Regions from separate parts of the Homo sapiens genome. Here region 1 is linked to region 2. A link is an interaction called in ENCODE POLR2A ChIA-PET data of the cell type or tissue named here. Cell type or tissue: MCF 10A. All regions are shown on one strand. Links, peaks and the distances in the headings refer to the core of each region. The heading gives the core; the rest is flanking DNA. Region 1 has its middle 30 kb from the start of IER5. Region 2 overlaps MR1 (major histocompatibility complex, class I-related).

Region 1 (5,369 bases), core at 294-5,293, 74 kb after region 2:
ATTATGTTGCTCAGGCTGGTCTTGAACTCCTGGGCTCAAGCGATCCGCCTGTCTCAGCCTCCCAAGTGCTGGGATTACAGGCATGAGCCACTGCACCCAGGCGTTTTTTTTTTTTTTTTTTTTTTTTTTTTGACAGGGTCTTGATCTGTCACCCAGGCTAGAATGCAGTGGTATGCTCACAGCTCACTGCACTGGGCTTGACCTCCTGAGCTCAAGTGATCCTCCCACCTCAGCCCCCTATAGCTGGGACTACAGGTCATGCCACCATGCCCAGCTAATTTTTTTGGTATTTTTTGTAGAGATGGGGTGTCGACATGTTGGCTAGGCTGGTCCTGAACTCCTGTGCTCAAGGGATATGCCCACCTCAGCCTCCCAAACTGTGGAGCCAACATGCCCCACCGATTTTTTAAAAATAATCTTCTCTGTGGCCTGAACCCAAAGGGCAATCAGAGTCAAAGGGCAGGTTCATATGTTGGAAATAACAGTTGAGCAAGGACAGGATGTCTGAGCTCTGATTTCAGTTTTGCCACTAACTAGCAGTGTGATTGTACATCAACTGCCTTTCTCTCTGGGCCTTAGTTTCCCCGTCTATAAAATGGGGATGTTAGATTAGATCATGTCTAATGCCACACTAAGATTTAACAGTCTGGAAGTCTATGACTTTAATTAGTTATCATGGTCTTGATTTCTAGGCAGGCTATCATACTCTGGCCTTTGTGTCATGGAGGGAGAGAAGCCAAAGAAAAGAGATGGTGTGCATCAGAATATTGTTGCTAGATCCAGGATGCAGGACATGGGGGATGGAGACTGAAGGCAGAGCTGGAAGGCTGTCATTCTCAGACAATTTTCTGGAAGTCTGGGTGCTTTTTTCACCCATGAAGCTCGGGTTGGCAGCTCATAAACCAGGGAGTTCCCAGGAGAGAGAAGCTAGTGGGCTGGCTTTATAGACTCCTATGCCACCTCTCTCCTTGGCTTCATGACACTGGATATTTGAATTCCAATTGTCCCCTTCTGGAGACCAGCAGGGGTGGAGGGTAGGGAGCTTAACCTTTCAGCTCCACATCTATGCCTTGTCCTTAGCCTGGCCTTGAGAGAGCTGCTCAGAAAGAAGGGCGGTGAGCAGGCCACTGGCTTTAGGAAGGAAAGAGAAAAAGCCCAGCATGCTCTTAGAAGACCAGCATTCCTGCCTCCCCAAGCACTATCTCTGGCTCTCCTGCCACTGGACACCTCTACCCTTAGCCAGGCCAAGGGTGTGTGCCCTGAGCCTCACTCACGTCCTTCCTCCTTAAGGGCCACTCACAGCTTTGGAGAGCAGCTTAAGTGGCAGAACCGGTATCAGAGCACCCCGGGGCTCTGTGAGGCTGTAGCTTCTACTCCTGGGAAAGGCTGGAGGCTATTTCTACTCCCTTAGTCAGCACAGGGCGGGAAGGGTGAGGGCCTGGGAAAGGCCAGTGGTGTGAGCTTCTGCAGTAATTGCTCCTCTGTAAACACAGTAATAGCAGGTCTGGGATTATGGCTGTTACTCCTGATAATTATCAGCTGCAGTGCCTTCCTCCCTAGGTGGGCCACACGAGCTCATCACAGCACAGGGGGCTGTGGAGTAAGCTCCAGATTTCCCAGATCTCTTTCTACAGTTGCTAGGCAACTAGGAGTCTGTGCTGGAAGCAGGGGATCTCATTTAGGAAAATCTCCCTAGGTCCCCCAAATCTCTGAACTCGAAATTGATTGTTCTCCAAGTGGAGGCCTTGAATGACTGACCTCTCACCTGGGAAGGTCAGAGGCCCGTCCAGATGCAAAGGCAGTCCGTCTGGTAACTGAATGAGGGACCCAGCCAGCCCAGGGCACATGGGGAGGAGAGGCTGGTCTGGGAGAAAGCCTTTTGCTGAATCCCATGACTTGTTTAGGGAACGGGGCTGGTTCCTGTGTACTGTGGCTTAGCTGGCTGGGATGAGAAGCAGCTTACAGGTGTCCACCTTGTACTGACCAGAGAAGCCTAAGAGGTGACCCAGAAGAAGAGAAGACTCAGAGGGCTGGAAGGTGAACTTGTGTTATTTGGCTTGGTTTTTTTTTTTTTTGAGATGGAGTTTTGTTCTTGTTGCCCAGGCTGGAATGCAATGGCGCGATCTCGGCTCACTGCAACCTCTGCCTCCCAGGTTCAAGCAATTCTCCTGTCTCAGCCTCCCAAGTTGCTGGCTGGGATTACAGGCATGCACCACCACACCCTGTTTTTTATTTTTAGTAGAGACGGGGTTTCACCGTCTTGGTCAGGCTGGTCTTGAACTCCTGACCTCAGGTGATCCGCCCACCTTGGCCTCCCAAAGTGCTGGGATTACAGGCGTGAGCCACCGTGCCCAGCCAAGCTGGCTTGTTTTTAGTGGAAAGTGCCGTGAGTGTGTTAGGGAACAGGCCCTAGTGTCTTCTGCTCCACTCCAGAGCTCCATGGACCAGTGTGTGAGACCACAGGGGAGGAGAAAGTTCTTGGAGTTGCCTTGATTTATTGATGAAGGGGATGTGACTTGGAGGTTAGTAACCCAAATCGTATCTATTCAAGGACCTAATGCATTGTTTTAGGCATGACTTGGGAATCTACTCCCAAGACACTCGGTCTCTTTGTCATAAGTTCGGGCAGGTGTGGAGTTGGGAAGGAGGAGAAGGAAGCAGCAGGGACTTTGGTCCTGGATCCTGTTCACCATGACCCAGCATGACGTTTTCCTATTGAGTTTTGAGGAGTGCATCTACTCTGCTTACCTGGCAAGAGACTCTAGCTCAGAAGCAGAAACCAAACACACAGGCATGAAAACCCAACAAACCTTCCTTGACCATGTACTCAGATTGGCAGGTGCTAGGGGCTAGGAGGAAAATCAGGACCTGTAGGACCCAGTTCCTGCCCTCAGGGAGCTCACAGTCTACCAGGGAGGTGTCACATGTACTACTGCAATTAGAGGTCATTTTTCTTCCTGGGAATGAGTGTCTCACAGCAGCCAGAGGTTGAGGCTTTGTCTTAAGGTGGAGGTAATAAAAACCTGTTTGTTTTCCCAGAGCAAGACTTGCCTCAGGGCCCCTGCTTGTTTGAGACAGGGCATTCAGTTTGCCTGAGTCAGGCTGGGGAGGTTCTTCTAGTCTTTGGAATCCTGTTGGGCAGGGTGGCTGCAGGGGATCTGGAAGAGGTAAGGCCTGTCCCAGGGGTGGGGGCTGAGGAGGTGGACATGAAGAACTCCCTGGATTAGGACAGTGGCCCAGGAGGGGAAAAGAGATGTTTGGGTGGTAAGAAAAACAGAACGAGAGAGTAGGAGCAGCTGGCCACCCAGCAACCCTGACCACAGTCCTCTCCACCTAGCTGGAACGGCGTGTGATGAAAAGAACCAAGCTGCCCACACACTCGTGGTGACAGCACTTTAACACAGAAATATCCATGATCACAGTCATCTTCAGATTCAACCAATATTCATGGAGTTCCCACCGTGTGCCAGCTAAGAGGCTTGGTGCTTTTCCACAGCTATCTTCTTTAGCCCACATTCTCTCAATAATTCTATGAAGTAGGTGGCTCACTCCTGTAATCCCAGCACTTTGGGAGGGCGAGGCAGGCAGATCACTTGAGGTCAGGAGTTCGAGACCAGCTTGGCCAATGTGGTGAAACCCCATCCATCTGTACCAAAATTACAAAAATTAGTCAGGTGTGGTGGCACATGACTGCACTTCCAGCTACTCAGGAGGCAGAGGCACAAGAATCGCTTGAACCTGGGAGGCGGAGGTTGCAGTGAACCGAGATTGTGCCATTGCACTCTAGCCTGGATGACAGAGTGAGACTCTGGCTCAAAAATAATAATTCTATGAAGTAGGTAGCAGCCTCATTTTACAGATAAGAAAACAGAACTGTGGAGGCCTAAGAGTACACAGTGAATACTCACCAGATTTGGGTTTGAACTCATCCTGCTGGCAGGTTCTATGGGACACCACCTAGATGTCCTTTAAGTATTTATTTATTTATTTATTTATTTATTTATTTATTGAGATGGAGTCTTGCTCTGTCACCCAGGCTGGGGTGCAGTGGCGTGATCTTGGCTCCCTACAATCTCTGCCTCCCGGGTTCAAGCGATTCTCCCACCTCAGCCTCCTGAGTAGCTGGGATTACAGGTACCCGCAATCATGCTCGGCTAATTTTTGTGTGTGTGTATTTTTGTGGAGACGGGGTGAGCCTCAGGTGATCCACCCGCCTCGGCCTTCCAAAGTGCTGGGATTACAGGTGTGAACCACCACGCCCGGCCTCCTTTAAGTATTTCAAATTCATTTTATCTAAAACCAAGTTCACTGCTCTTGACTCCTCCAGGGTTCCCTTGTCTCAGTAAATAGTCTCAGTGCAGCTGCCTGGAATGTGGATGTTTTCCTAGATACTTCCCTTTCTCTTGCTCCTACTCTCTAGGTCTGTTTCTCTTACCACTTAAACATCTCTTTTCCCCTCCTGGGCCACTGTCCTAATCCAGGCTTGAATCATGTATCAGCCTGGTTATCAGAATGGCCTCTAGCCTGGGCTCCCTGCCTGGAGCCTCCCCACCCTCTCCCATCCACATTGCTGCTGCAGGTACCTCTCTGTCAAGATAAATGCAAACCCATTATGTTCGTTGAAGGGCCCTTCTGGACTGGACCCTGATTGTTTGCAGTGCCACATCTCCTATCCAATCTTCCTGCACATTACTGTCCCCCAGGCAGGTGACCTGTGTGTGGTTTCCCGAGTGTGCCACACCTCTTGTCTGCCACATGCTTTGCTCAAGCTGTTCTTTCTCTCTGGCCTCCCTTGTTCTCACCCATCTCTGCTCATCCCCCCAACTTCTATTTGTGTCTTCCAACCTAGCCCCAGTTTCACCCCTTTGTGTTAGCATTTCCAGATGCCCCAGGTGGAGGTATTGCCCCTCGCTTCTGCTACCTGTCCCCAGAACAGACCGTGGGGCTCTGCTGACCAGAATTGGAGTTTTGGATGCTTGGCAACTGTAGTCATTGTTTGACAAATGAACAGCCTTAGAAAATAGTGTTTTAAGTCGAGGAGACACTGCAACATAAAATAAATTTTAGAAAACTATGTATATCTTGTGTAGTTCATTATTCAAAGGAAGAGAGTTAGCATTTGTTGAAGCCTACTACACTCTATGCCGGCCCTTTACATGTGTTATGTCACTTAACCCACAATGCTAGGACTGAGGCACAGAAAGCCTAGATGGCAGACCCACAGTCACTCCGCGGTTATGGGCCACACCTAGGGATCAAGTCCAGGCGAATTATCTGCTCCTTCCCTGCCTCCTCTGGCCTCTCCTATTTACAGGCAGGCTATCCAGTGTGGGGATTCTTTTCTTAGCTATCTGGAGGCCTATCAGGAC
Region 2 (5,369 bases), core at 106-5,105:
TAGTAGCTGGGATTACAGGCATGCGCCACCATGCCTGGCTAATTTTATATTTTTAGTAGAGATGGGGTTTCTCCATGTTGGTCAGGCTGGTCTTGAACTCCTGACCTTAGGTGATCCACCCACCTCGGCCTCCAAAAGTGCTGGGATTAGAGGCGTGAGCCACCGCGCCCGGCCAAATCAAAAATATTTTTTAGGCCAGGTGCGGTGGCTCACGCCTGTAATCCCAGCACTTTGGGAGACCAAGGCAGGCAGATCACCTGAGGTCGGGAGTTCAAGACCAGCCTGGCCAACGTGGCAAAAACCCGTCTATACTAAAAAAAAATACAAAAATTAGCCAGGCGTGATGGTGGGCACCTGTAATCCCAGCTACTTGGGAGGCTGGGGCAGGGAGAATTGCCTGAAGCAGGGAGGCAGAGGCCGCAGTGAGCCGAGATCACGCCACTGCACTCCAACCTGGGCGACAGAATGAGACTCTGTCTCAAAAAAGATCCAGGTTAAATAGATTCATATTCATTTCAGCATATTTCATTATTCCAAACCACAGAAATAAAGTGTTTCACCAACAATTTAATTCACCCAATATTTACCAAGCTACTACCATGTGCCAAGCTCCCTGTGCTAAGCTTTGCAGGAAATACAAAGGAAAAAAGCAAAGTCCCTGTTCTTAAGTGCTTTAAGATTGAGAAGCAGGTAGAAGGTAGTAAGCAGAGGGAAACAGAAGGCAGAATCTGGTAGCTATTGGTTTTACGACAGAACTCATGCTCTGATGCAATCTCTGGCTCTTGTTTGCATAAGAACCAACACTTTTATGAAGAGGCTCTCATGACTACCCCAGAGGCTTCCACTGTCTTCCCTCCCAACCCAAGCCCTCACCCACCACAGGAAGGGAAGGGGGAAGTAAAAGGTCAAAGCAATACAGAGGGACATTGGGACCTTATGCTGCCCCAGCCTGTGGGAGGCCAGCCTCCATCCTGTTCAGTATTGCAGCTGACATGCAGGATAACACCTGTGAGGGAGGAGCCCATGGGGCGGGGATACCTACTCTGAACCCTGCCAAACTGCTACACCCCAGCTCCAGGAGCAAGGAGAAAGAAGTGCTAACAATGATTTTAATTGCTGGGCGTGGTGGCTCACATCTCTAATCCCAGCACTTTGGGAGGCCAAAGTGGGAGGATCACTTAAGGCCAGGAATTTGAGACCAGCCTGGGCAACACAGACCCTGTCTCTATTAAAAAGAAGTGGTGACGTGCTTATAATCCCAGCTACTCAGGAGGCTGAGGTGAGAGGACCACTTAAGCCCAGGAATTCAAGGCTACAGTGAGCTGTGATCATGCCGCTGCACTCCAGCTGGGCAACAGAGTAAAACCCTGTCATACACACACACACATATGCACACACATACATACACTAACTAGTACAATCAGTTGCTCTGGGAGATACCTCTCAGGGCCTCTTGTTTTTCCTAGTATGCAAGGTAAGGGTACCCTGGCCTTGGGGTGGTCAGTTCTGAAAGATAACCTGCACATTATGAGTTATTTCATAAGCAGTTTTAGAGAAAAGAAAAATATAAACAAACTTGTAGCACAGAAGCTAATCCAACTATTTTGTGAGCTGATTTTTTTTTTTTGTCTGATCTTTTTTTTTTTTTTTTTTTTGAGACAGAGTCTCACTCTGTCGCCCAGGCTGGAGTGCAGTGGCGTGATCTTGGCTCACTGCAAGCTCCGCCTCCCGGGTTCACACCATTCTCCTGCCTCAGCCTCCCAAGTAGCTGGGACTACAGGTGCCTGCCACAACGCCTGGCTAATTTTTTGTATTTTTAGTAGAGACGGGGTTTCACCATGTTAGCCAGGTTGGTCTCGATCTCCTGACCTCATGATCCGCCCGCGTCGGCCTCCCAAAGTGCTGGGATTACAGGCGTGAGCCACTGCGCCCGGCCTGATCTTTTTTCTTAACTATATGCTTATAAATGAGGAGGAAGGAATGAATATCATTAAGTGGTATTCACCCTTGCAAGATTCTCTATAGTGGCAAGGGCCAGGTTAGAAGATCTGAATGTAGGGGAGGTCCTAAAGGTGATGGCAGCAGCAGGGTGGGCAATCTGGAAAGACTGGGGAAGTGTTGTGTAGTACAGCTCTTAGACACAGGCAAGAGAAGCCCCTGGATATGGCCCCACATTCAGAGAGCCCCACTCTGGCCCTCTGCTACCCACATCCTTTCCCACAGAGCGAGGAGTGCGTGAGGCTGAGGGGAGGTGGTAACCCTGTGTCTGGGCCCCTCCACTCTAGACCAGACTCCAGGCACCCAGGAACCTGGAGTTCCCCACTCAGCTGACTCAGAGCTGCTGAGGTTTACACAACAAACTCGCACTTTGGCCCATCCTCCTAAAGGTGGACTGGCTGCCCTTGAGGGCCTTGCTAGGCCTGAGGGGTGGCCAAGAGGTGGGAGGATCACTTAAGCCCAGGACAAGCTCAGACAAGAGGCAGTTTGTGGCTGAGCCTGAATAAAAAAGTAGAGGTGTTTAATTGTGGGAGGCCCTTGGCAGTGCTGGAAGGAGCAAGAAACAGGAAGAAAAAGAGGTGAGTCTCAGGCTGAGGGCCGGGGACTGGAGGGAGACACCAGCTTTCTCTGTGCCGCCCCATTCAGGCCCAGAACTTCACACAGTGTGAGATTTTTTAATTTGAACTTGGTCTTCGAAGCCATACAAAGGGCAATCTCTCAAGGTGGGGGGATAGAACATATTTCAAGTTTGTTAGATTGATTTATTCCTTTTAAATATCTGGATCTCTGGTATGTGAGCCTCCATCTGTCATCTCAATTTAGCCATGAAATTTTAGGGATGATCCTGTTTTAGGGATGAAATGTTTTTGGAGGTGGGTTTTGAGGACTGGGAAGGATTTAGATGGGTCAGAATGGCAGGAGATAACAGGACAAAAGGCTTGGACATGGGCATCTGCAGACACCGGCAGGCAGAGTAGGGGAAGAAAGCCATTGTGGCTGCATACCTTCTATTTGCCAGCTTTTGGGGATGGCATGGGGTACGTAGCCTTCTCAGCCTGGGCTCCACCTCCCAGGCATCGCCTCTGCCCGTGACGCCTGTCACTGTGCTCCAGACGTCCCAGGCCATTTGGTTCCCATGCACGCCCCGCCTTCTCGAACCTCCTGCTTGCACATGTGGTCTCTGCCCTGCTCCCCCTGCCCGCCCTCCTGCATCCCCTCCCAGCCCCTCTGCCTACTCACCTCCTACCTGTCCCTGAGACCTCCCTAAGACATCACCTTCTCTGGAAGTCTCTCCTAAGGGCCCACACCAGCTTGGATCCCATAACACTGAGAGGTGACAGCGTGCTGGCAGTCCTCACAGCCCTAGCTCGCTCTTGGCGCCTCCGCTGCCTGGGCTCCCACTTTGGCGGCACTTGAGGAGCCCTTCAGCCCACCGCTGCACTGTGGGAGCCCCTTTCTGGGCTGGCCAAAGCCGGAGCCCGCTCCCGCAGCTTGCAGGGAGGTGTGGAGGGAGAGGCGCGAGCGGGAACCCGGGCTGCGGGCGGCGCTTGCGGGCCAGCTGGAGTTCCAAGTGGGCGTGGGCTTGGCGGGCCCTGCACTGGGGGCAGCCGGCCCTGCCGGCCCGGGCAATGAGGGGCTTAGCACCCGGGCCAGCGGCTGCGGAGGGTGTACTGGGTCCCCCAGAAGTGCCAGCCCACCAGCGCTGCAGCTCGATTTCTCGCCGGGCCTTAGCTGCCTTCCTGCGGGGCAGGGCTTGGGGACCTGCAGCCCGCCATGCCTGAGCCTCCCACCCCCTCCATGGGCCTCTGTGCGGCCCGAGCCTCCCCGATGAGCGCCACCCCTGCTCCACGGCGCCAGTCCCATGACCACCCAAGGGCTGAGGAGTGCGGGCGCACGGCGCGGGAATGGCAGGCAGCTCCACCTGCAGCCCCAGTGGGGGATCCACTGGGTGAAGCCAGCTGGGCTCCTGAGTCTGGTGGGGACGTGGAGAACCTTTATGTCTAGCTAAGGGATTGTAAATACACCAATCGGCACTCTGTATCTAGCTCAAGGTTTGTAAACACCAATCAGCACCCTGTGTCTAGCTCAGGGTTTGTGACTGCACCAATCGACACTCTGCATCTAGCTACTCTGGTGGGGACTTGGAGAACCTTTGTGTGGACACTGTATCTAGCTAATCTGGTGGGGACGTGGAGAACCTTTGTGTCTAGCTGAGGGATGGTAAACGCACCAATCAGTGCCCTGTCAAAACAGACCACTGGGCTCTACCAATCAGCAGGATGTGGGTGGGGCCAGATAAGAGAATAAAAGCAGGCTGCCCGAGCCAGCAGTGGCAACCGTCTCGGGTCCGCTTCCACACTGTGGAAGCTTTGTTGTTTCGCTCTTTGCAATAAATCCTGCTGCTGCTCACTCTTTGGGTCCACACTGCCTTTATGAGCTGTGACACTCATGGCGAAGGTCTGCAGCTTCACTCCTGAAGCCAGCGAGACCACGAGCCCACCAGGAGGAACGAACAACTCCAGACGCACCGCCTTTAGAGCTGTAACACTCACTGCGAAGGTCTGCAGCTTCACTCCTGAGCCAGCGAGAGCACCAACCCAACAGAAAGAAGAAACTCCAAACACATCCGAACATCAGAAGGAAAAAACTCCAGACGCGCCACCTTAAGAGCTGTAACACTCACCGCGAGGGTCCACGGCTTCATTCTTGAAGTCAGTGACACCAAGAACCCACCAATTGCGGACACACCACCACCCATAATGCCACCTTGAAACCACTTTGTCTCCGTCAGGCCCTAAGCTTCTTGGACAAGCGGAGAGAAGTTCAATGTGGGAACAGCAGGGAGGGCCAAACAGTTTTGTTTCATTTTGGTTTACTTTTAACCCTTATTACAATCCTTATAACTAGTAAGTAGAAAAAGAATAAGAAAATGGTTAACAGCAGTGGTTTGACATAATAGGAAAAGCACTGTGCTTTAAAAAAAAAAAAAATTTCGGCCGGCCATGGTGGCTCACACCTGTAATCCCAGCAATTTGGGAGGCCGAGGTGGGCAGATCATGAGGTCAGGAATTCGAGACCAGCCTGACTAACATGGCAAAACCCTGTTTTTACTAAAAATACAAAAATTAGCCAGGCATGCTGGCACATACCTGTAATCTCAGCTACTCAGTAGGCTGAGGCAGGAGAATCACTTGAACCCAGGAGGCAGAGGTTGCAGTGAGCCAAGGTCACGCCACTGCACTCCAGCCTGGGCAACAGAGTGAGACTCTGTCTCAAAAAAATAAATAAATAGGCTGGGCACGGTGGTTCACGCCCATAATCCCAGCACTTTGGGAGGCCAAGGCAGGCGGATCACGAGGTCAGGAGTTTGA

The links. Peaks named below come from ENCODE experiments on the same cell type or tissue, not always from the same donor. Only the 100,000 strongest peaks of a DNase experiment are listed, where the experiment ranks them.
Region 1: POLR2A ChIA-PET joins it to region 2 with 13 read pairs; 14 of 35 experiments call an interaction of 5 or more read pairs at or near these places.

What each region holds. Positions count from the first base shown.
Region 1 is chr1:181,116,438-181,121,806 of GRCh38, forward strand. No RefSeq gene overlaps it. Among named protein-coding and RNA genes, the nearest start is that of IER5, 30 kb to the left of the region's middle. In MCF 10A, for the core only: no CTCF peak of the experiment used is centred there; DNase peaks (open chromatin) are centred at 1,384 and 3,054.
Region 2 is chr1:181,042,327-181,047,695 of GRCh38, forward strand. All of the region lies in intron 1 of MR1 (major histocompatibility complex, class I-related), which reads left to right. Among named protein-coding and RNA genes, the nearest start is that of MR1, 11 kb to the left of the region's middle. RefSeq lists enhancers at 2,017-2,156, 2,277-2,516, 3,835-4,337 and a silencer at 2,568-2,717. In MCF 10A, for the core only: no CTCF peak of the experiment used is centred there; DNase peaks (open chromatin) are centred at 795 and 2,425.